Linked DNA regions of Homo sapiens: region 1 is linked to region 2. Evidence: read pairs that join two places in POLR2A ChIA-PET (ENCODE). Cell type or tissue: PC-9. All regions are shown on one strand. Each heading gives the region's core, and the rest is flanking DNA. Links, peaks and the distances in the headings are about the cores only.

Evidence for each region. Peaks named below come from ENCODE experiments on the same cell type or tissue, not always from the same donor. Only the 100,000 strongest peaks of a DNase experiment are listed, where the experiment ranks them.
Region 1: POLR2A ChIA-PET joins it to region 2 with 6 read pairs; 2 of 35 experiments call an interaction of 5 or more read pairs at or near these places.

What each region holds. Positions count from the first base shown.
Region 1 is chr22:24,301,443-24,305,836 of GRCh38, forward strand. It overlaps SPECC1L (sperm antigen with calponin homology and coiled-coil domains 1 like), which reads left to right. Exons shown (of 17, transcript NM_015330.6): 3 at 753-942. The coding sequence starts at 790. SPECC1L-ADORA2A (SPECC1L-ADORA2A readthrough (NMD candidate)) reads left to right here. Exons shown (of 20, transcript NR_103546.1): 3 at 753-942. Among named protein-coding and RNA genes, the nearest start is that of SPECC1L, 33 kb to the left of the region's middle. RefSeq lists a silencer at 2,179-2,473. In PC-9, for the core only: no CTCF peak of the experiment used is centred there; DNase peaks (open chromatin) are centred at 1,319, 1,759 and 2,119; H3K4me3 peaks cover 2,389 bases; H3K27ac peaks cover 4,000 bases.
Region 2 is chr22:24,400,841-24,405,234 of GRCh38, forward strand. The region is part of intron 14 of SPECC1L (sperm antigen with calponin homology and coiled-coil domains 1 like); the gene reads left to right. The region is part of intron 15 of SPECC1L-ADORA2A (SPECC1L-ADORA2A readthrough (NMD candidate)); the gene reads left to right. It overlaps LOC105372960 (a long non-coding RNA gene), which reads right to left and starts at 1,819. Exons shown (of 2, transcript XR_938082.3): 1 at 1,685-1,819. RefSeq lists an enhancer at 597-656. In PC-9, for the core only: no CTCF peak of the experiment used is centred there; DNase peaks (open chromatin) are centred at 1,451, 1,871 and 2,201; H3K4me3 peaks cover 315 bases; H3K27ac peaks cover 2,982 bases.

The DNA.
Region 1 (4,394 bases), core at 79-4,078, 99 kb before region 2:
TATACCTAACATACTGAACATCGTAGCTTAGCCTAACCTACCTTAAACATGGTCGGAACACTTAAATTAGTCTACAGTTAGACAGAATCATCTAACACAAAGCCTATTTTGTAATAAAGTGTTGAATATCTTATGTAATTTATTGAGTACAGTACTGACAGTGAAAAACAGAATGGTTGTATGGGTACTCTAATGTATGGTTTCTAAAGGTTTATTGCTTTCACATCATTGTAAAGTTGAAACATTGTAAAGTTTAAAAATAGTAAGTCAGGGGTCATCTGTGTATTGTTTTCAAGGTTCACCCATATTATAATATATATCAGAGCCAGGCACGGTGCTCACGCCTGTAATCCCAGCACTTTGAGAGGCTGAGGCGAGTGGATCACGAGGTCAGGAGATCGAGACCATCCTGGCTAACACGGTGAAACCCTGTCTCTACTAAAAATACAAAAAATTAGCCGGGCGTGGTGGTGGGTGCCTGTAGTCCCAACTACTCGGAAGGCTGAGGCAGGAGAATGGTGTGAACCCGGGAGGCGGAGCTTGCAGTGAGCCGAGATAGTGCCACTGCACTCCAGCCTGGGTGACAGAGCGAGACTCCGTCTCAAAAAAAAAAAAAAATTTTTTTTCAACTTTTCTGTAGTGACATCTAGCTTTCAAACAGTTTTATCACATGGTAAAATTCTTCGAAAACAAATTTCTAAAGCGCTTCCTTCCAGTTATGTTCTCAGTGTAATGCCATTTTTTTCCCACAGATTTGCTTGTAAATGCATCACGAAGAGGCAGCCCAGAATGAAGAAAGCAAGCAGGAGTGTTGGCTCAGTGCCTAAAGTGTCTGCAATAAGTAAAACGCAAACAGCAGAAAAAATTAAACCTGAAAACAGCTCTTCAGCATCTACGGGAGGCAAACTTGTAAAACCTGGAACAGCAGCATCATTGTCAAAGGTATTCATGTGATGTTTGAATACATGATGGGTTTTTGGAGGACTGAATTTAAATATGATGTTTAATATATTAAATGAGCATTCTTAGGGGTGTGCCCTCTTCTGGTGCTGGGAACACTTGGCCTTTGAAGAGAGCTTACAGTGGGGTGGACCTAATTGCTGTTTTTGGTCTGTCTTTTTGAATGAAACCAGACAATAGGCTTGTTCATGAAACAATAATTGAGCACCTGCCTTGTGCAGGATGCTGTGATTGTGTGAGCTGGAGGTACAGTCTGCCTTCAGGGAGCTTGTGGAGGAAAGGGTGGAGGCAAGGCACAAACATGAATAATGAAAATACCCAGGGAGAATGTCAGATACCCTGGGAGAGCAGTAAAGCATTGTGAACAGTTTCAGGTAAGTAAATATTGTTTCAAGCCTGGGAAGGTTTTATGAAAAGGTCATGTGAGCCAAGTCTGGCAGTCCTGTGACCCCTAGACAGGTGTTTTTATCTGCCTGTCTCCCTCACTGTCACCACCACAAATTGCTGTTCTTCTGGCAGCTGGTCCACGATGATGATGATGATGATGATTATACCATTTTTTAAAAAAGAGATGAGATATTATTCTTATTATTACTATTACCATTTTTTTTTAAATAGATGAGATCTATGTTGCCCAGGCTGGTCTCCTGGGTTCAGTGGATCCTCCTGCCTCAGCCTCTCGAGTAGCTGGACTAGAGGTGTGCGTATGCATGCACAACTGGAAACATGATCTGTTCATTCCAGGCAGGGCCCTGATAGATCATGGCTTAATTATTTTAAGAAGGAACTCAGGAACAGCCGATGAGGAACTTCCTTATATGTGTAGAAAGATCTAACAGGAAATGCTGGTTTTTCTATTCTAAGGTTGTTGGAACTGAACCCAGGCTTATTCCCTTGGCTCGGAGATGCACACAGATTTTCTCCTAGCTGTGGCCCTGAGGAATTGTTAGGTATCATTCTGTGACCTGGAGGATGGTGCCAGGAATAGACCCTTGCCCAGCTTCCATTGTCTCAGTGAACACACTGAATCATTTTGTTGGTGGCAGTGCTGCTGCTTTTTGGTGTAAGACAGGTGGCATTTTCTGACCTAACTGGTTATTCAGTTGCTGGGGCTCTCTTTGGCGTGGAGTGCCTGTGTGACTAGGTGACCTGTTATTTATGTGACTGGAAGAACAGGTTGAAATGTTGGCATTAGATGTGCACTGCTGCCTTCCTTCTGTGGCCTCTTCGTCAGAGGCAGGCAGTGTCTTTGGAGGTTTACTATGGAATGTGCACTGAGCAGGCATGTTACACCTTCTGAGTCTTGGATCTGGAGTTGCTGGGAATTTGGTCTTGAACAGTGAGTACTTTTCCACTGTAAAGCAAAACTGTACACTTACTCTTGCCAGCACATGCCAGCTGTCCATAGCTTTGGCTCTGCTGCATTAACAAGTTTAAATAGGGTGTGTGTGTGTGTGTGTGTGTGTGTGTGTGTGTGTGTGTGTAGCAGGAAGGTCAGGACAGAGGTAAAACTATTTGGCAACACTTTTCCTGGAGTGGAGCAATTGCCTTCACTTAAGAGAGGGGAAGGAAAAAGTCATTAAATGGAGATTAAAGTAAAAACAGAGAAGGAAAGAAGAAAATAGTGGGAAAAAAATGGAAAACATTGAAGGGCTTTGAGACCCCACAGTGTTATTTTATTTTTCTAACTTTTTTTTTTCCTGTGCTTCTCTGGCACCTAGATACTTCCTACAATTTGAATTCCTTTAACTGTCATGGAGCATTGATGATTAACCAGATGAATGAAGTGTTTGGCTTAATTATTGAGACAGCATGTGCACACACCCATTCATTTATGGACACCCACACCTGTGTGTCTGTCACTGCACAATATTCTCATGACTCTCTTCTTGTAGTGACAGGATACAGGATATGCATTTCTTCACCTCTCATTTCAAGTATTGTTTGAGGCTAGATGTAGTTGAGGGTTAAGGGGAAGGACTCTTTTGATCCAGGACACTTCACTGCTGGTTGGAGCTTTTGTAAATACAAAACACTACTGCTGCTCACAGTGAGTTTTGGAGACATTATTCCCACTTCTGTCAGGAGCTGTGTCATTGGGCTTGCAGCCTTTGTATGCTTAATTCTCCTTGGTCACAGTCAGTGGAGAGGATTATTTTCCATGTAGAGAGGGTTTCCTGCATGCCTACGCTTTGCAGGGTTCACTTACTGTTCAGGTGTTCATGATTAGTTCTTTTGAAGTAATATACTTTTCCATTATACTGATGATAATTTTTTCTAAAAATTACAGACATGAATTAATAAGCTTCAGTTAGAATCTATAATTGATATTTCTCCATGATTATTTGTGGTCATACAGTGTAAACATTTGTTAATTGTATGAACAATCCTCCTCGGAAACTTGAAAGGTAAAATTTGATAACAAATCTTCAAATTTGAGAGAAAGATGCATGTGAAACTTGGGCTTGACTTAGAGAAGTATACGTACCTGGTTGTAGTATTTCATTATTTGTGTCCGGAATGCTTGTACCAAATTATTTGCATTTTGCATCAGTTACAAAGAGTAGGCTGAACATTTATTCCTTCATCCATTTCATGTTTTTAGACTTACTGATGGGGGGTGTTTATGTGTGAGAATGCACATGCCTTTACAGAATTTTGTAGCAAAAATTAAAAGAAATAGGGAAAAATAGCAGAGAGCCTGCTAGTAGCTTAGGGTAAAAGGTAAGTTGGAAAATGCAGAGTTGTGTTTTGTTTTGTTTTGACTTTTTTTGTTGAAGTAAAGCATACGTACAGCAAAGTCCACAAAACACAGGTGTTGAGTTTAGTGAATCATCACAAAATGAAACATGTCCTTCAGTCACCACCTAGTTCAAGAAACAGAACATATGTGCCCCTCAGAAGCTTCCACCGTGCCTCTGCTTAATCATTGCCCTTCCTGTCCTCCCCCAAAGTAACTACCATTCTAACTTCTAGCACCAGAGATGATTTTTGCCAGTTTTTGATCTTTACAGGAACGTAGTCACACACTATGTTCTTTTTATGTGTGTCTGGTTTCTTATCTGTACTGTTGCATCTAGCAGCGGTCACTTCCTTTTCATTGTTGGTTAGTAATCCATGGGATGAATATACCACAGTTTGTTCATCTCTTCTGCTATTGGCAGACTTTTACTACTATTGGCAGACTTTTGGAGTTTCTTCTCTGTGGTTATGAGTATTATTGTTATGAACATTCTTATATGTGTGTATTAATACACATGTGCACCCATTTGTGTTGGTTCTAGAATGAGGAGTGAAATTACTGGACCGTAGAGTATACCTATGTTCAGCTTTAATGTTATAGATAGAAGAAAATCATTTCTCAAGGTGGTTACCAGTTTACACTCCTGGTTACTTCACATTTTCTCCTGTACTTAAATTGTTACTCCTTTCAT
Region 2 (4,394 bases), core at 151-4,150:
CTATTTGTATATCTTTGGGGAAATGTTCTATTTACGTCCTTTGCTCATTTTTATGTTTGGGCAACTGGGTTGTCTTTCTGTTGTTGATCAAGTTCATGTTTGTTTGTTCTTAATGGAAATTTTCAAATATGCACTAAAGTCATGAGAATGGTAAAACAACCCTCCTGTACATAGCCCTAGCGACAAGATATCAGCATAGGGCACTGTCCCCACGCCCACCTGGAGGATTCGGAAGCAAACACCAGCCACTTAATGTCACCACACACTTAGAGCTCACTCCTCCCATTGTGTCATAATCAGTTTGCTTGAATTAAGATCCAAATAGGGTTCTCACATTGTGTTTGGAAGTATGTCTCTTTTAGGTCTCTTTCAGTTCATAAATCTTTTTTTCTTTCAGTTTCTTTTTGAAGGAACGGGATTGATTGTGCATCCTACAGAGTGACCCACAGTTCAGATTCTGTTGGTTCCTTCCCCATCCTGTTGTCCGTGGTGTAAACTGGTAGGCAGAGCTGGAGGGTGGATCTGATTCCAGTTCATGTTTTTGGCAGAAACATCTCAGCTGTGGAGTTCTGTCCATTCGCAGCAGGACTGGCTGCCTCTTTCTGTGATGTCACTGCCTCTGATAACGAGGTCAGTCATTCTGGGTAATTCTGTCACTCCTTCCTTCATTAGGCTTCCTCTTTACAGAGAAACCCCTTTGTCAGCTGTTCAGCTGCCTTGACTATGGTTTGGTCTGGAAAGTTCTATCAGGTGCTTGTTCCTCTCCCTTGATTTTCCAGCACTCAGGTTCACGAGTGGTTTCCAAGCCAGGCTGGGTGTGCCTTTGTAGATATCACCATAAACTCACCGATGTCACATTTTAGATGTACCACCCCATTGTACTTAACACCTAACTTCAGTTTTTCAAATGGTGAGCCTTCCTGTTGGCTGTGGATTCAGATCACCTGGGTACCTTTAAAGAACATTATGCCCTGACTCGTTCACACCACGTGAATGAATGTCTCTGGGGTGGGGCAAGCGTAGGAAAACCCGAAAAATCTTTGCAGTGATTCTAGCGCACAGTGAGGATTGAGGGTCCGTATTAGATCAAGAGCAAAGACATGCAGGGCTTATCTCCAGAGGCTGCCAGCTCCACCTCGGCCGCCTGCCCTACCTCGGCCGCCTGCCCTGCCTCCTTCTTGCTCCCTCTTTACCATGTAAGTACCAACACCTGGGCTCCATGATGAGCCAGGCAAGACTCTCCCTGAAAATGTACTGCTTCCCCTTCCTTCCCCTTCCTTCCCCTTCCTTCCCCTTCCTTCCCCTTCCCTCCCCTTCCCTTCTCTCCCCTCCCCTGACCTGGAGCAGAGATTGGCCCTGCTTCAGGGAGGAGATAAGCACTGTAGTCCCCAGGGCAGCACCCTTAGATCAGCAGCTAGAGGGCCTGGCCAGGTTACCCCACAGGCACCACCGGCCCCAGGCAGGTGCCCATTCATCACTCCCAGGGCATTCTGTGTTTAACAGCCACTACCCAGAGATATCAATCAACAGTCTCGATGGTTTTTTTACTCTCTTTCAGACATTATATCTTCTCCCACCATACTACACAGAAAAGGAACCTCACTCACCTCACTCAGGCTCCCAAACTCTGCCACAGTATAGGGGGGCATCGTGAGCCAGGGTTTTGTTAGTAACTCACTCTTACCTCATGAGGCTGGGCTGTGATCCCCAGCAGGTTTCATTCTGAGTGCACTGGGTTGCAGCTTAACAGTGTGGTGTCCTTGTGAAGCTGGAGGACCAGTGAGGACCACCTCTGCCTGAAGGTGGACCTGGGGACAGCGCTCTGCACGGCTCAGACAGGCATGAGGAAGTGGATGCTTGCATGTGTCAGCAGAGAGATGAATCAGAGCCCTTGGCTTCTTGCCCTGTGTCCATAAAAGTGGCATTTCCTTAAATAGACCAGAACCTTAATAGCTATTTAAAGAGCATGTGGTATTTGGGAGTATATTTTATGGCCCTTAATTAAACTTCAAACAAATTAAAACATTTAGAGATCTTTTATGACATATTTTTAATCTTTTTTGTGGAGATTTGTATAATCTCTTGGCTTTCACATCCCACCCTAAGGCCACAGACAGAAGGCAGGGTCACATCTACAGTTGGGGTTTCCATCCTTGGTCAAGAAGCAGTGAGTGGAAACCACCCAGCCAGTCCCTTGGAGGGGTGAGGCTGTCAGGAGTCTTTATGAGGGTAGAAAGGACAGCAAATGGCACTGTGAAACAGGCCCTGTCTGTCCCCTGTCACATCTCTTAGTTGACATTTCCTGGATGAAGGATGTGTGCCCTTAGGAGAAAATGGGGCAGAGCTTCTCATTCGAGTCTGTGCAGAGGCCGTTTTGAAAGTTTCTTCTGGCACATGTCATCTCTCTTGTTTTGTCGACCCTAATCCAAACATGGAATTATCTCGTAGAGTAGAAAAGCTCTAAATTGACCTGAAAAAAACTAAGTGCAAAATCTGAATTCATCGGTAAGAAACTTGCATTATAATTAGTAAGTAATATGTTTTCTATGTCTCTATTATTTTAAAAAAGTTAATTTTTTTCTTCTTAGATTGCCACCATTGCCTGTGAATAGTGAACAATAGAAATTCCTTCCGTTAATGTGCATTTTCCCCTCAAATAAGTGTGAGTTTTGGCTTTGAGAATAGCTTACTTTAAAGGGCTCTGCTGGCCTCCATCAGAAGCTGTCTCTGTAGGAATCAGGACATGAGTGCAGAGTGGAAGGCCCTTGGCCCTCCAGCCCCTCCGCTCTTCAGCAAAGTGTAAATGGCCTTCCCTCAGAGGGAAACCCCTGGAAGATAAGGACTTTCCTTATGCACTGAAAACGCCACTTTTACTAAATAGAAATGCTATTTCTAGGCAAGGTCTGTGAAATAAACTCGTAAGAAGGGATATCTGTGAAAGTTGTAACACTATTATGGCTCATCTAATTTCATGCTTTTCTGGCTTCTGAAAATTTCATTTGCGAGGCATACGGCCAGAGTCCCAGCTACTTGAGCAGCTGAGGCAGGAGGAACCCTTCAGCCCAGGAGTTCAAGCCCAGCTTGGGCAACATAGTGAGAGACTCCCTCCCTTTTTTAAAAGCACACAAACCTGATTTGTGGTTGCTCTTCCCTTTATTCGCCATTGCTCCTGTTGCTTCATGGCAACTCATATGTTTCTAACTGCAGGAGATTGGAAGTCCTTGTGGCCTCTCCACATCACTGCTGCATTGACCACTCTGTCCTGTTTTAAACACACTCTTCCTTTGCCTTCTGGTTTCTTTCCCCCAACCCCCAGCCCTTCCCTGTGTTCCATTAAAGGCTGTTCTCCTCAGCATGGCCATTACTTGTTGGAGTGCTGAGGGGCTGGATCCGAGGCCTCCTTCTTGCTTATGGCCCACTGTGACCATCCCTAGGGGATCCCATACAGGACTCCGATGATGCCGCACTTTCTGTCTCTCCGCACTGCTCTCCTGACTCACGTGTCAGCACCACCAAGCACCTTTGGGTATCTCCAAGGTATCTTGAACTTAAGGTGACAAAAACACACCCCTCATCTGCTCAGTGCCCACCTTCCTCCAGGGAGCTCTGCCTCTGTGAAGGCCACCACCAGCGTCTGGTTCTGCCCACAGAAGCCAAGGCCCATCCGGAGCACTGCATGCGCTCTCCCTCCTCATAGCCAGTCTGTTGCCAAGTCTAGTCTGCTTTAGCTGCCAAGTATCTCTGGAGCCCTACATCTCCCACCCACCACTCCAGCCCAACTTGATACGGACCTCTGCAGCCACTGACCAGCCGGCCTCTGACTGCCCTCCCCCTGCTCCTGGCTGTTCTGACCCCAGTCCAGCCACTCTTCCCTTTAAACCTCCTTGAGCCCTGGCCCATGTCAAGTCCGTGTGTCAGCCCTGTCCAGCAAGATGCCCGCCCACCCATGAAACCCCAGGTGAGGACTCGCTGAGTGTGCAAATGAATCCTCAAAAAGAGCAGCCCATCCCCAGGCCCTCTGCCCTTTCCCACAGGCTGTCCCTAGATGTGTGGCCATGGCCACGTCCACCTGTGGATTCCATGCTGGGGCCACAGATTTTAGGGTGTCACTGTGTCTCCTGCTCTCCAACATGGAGGTTCCCCATTACTGTTAGTGGAAGAACACAACTCCAGGCCCTTCATTTTTCTGTTTGTATGCCAATCCTGATAAGATCTTTGCAGGCCTGCAGAAAACAAATCCACACACTGGTGGCCCCGGCCCTCCTGCTGGGGTGGAAAGCTCTGCCTTGTGGCATCCAAATGGCTTTGAAACAAGTTATTGTAGAGCATGCTTCCTACCGTTGTGTTTTGAGTGAGAACTTCCAGCAGCTGGGATTTCGAGCTAGTTTGTTATC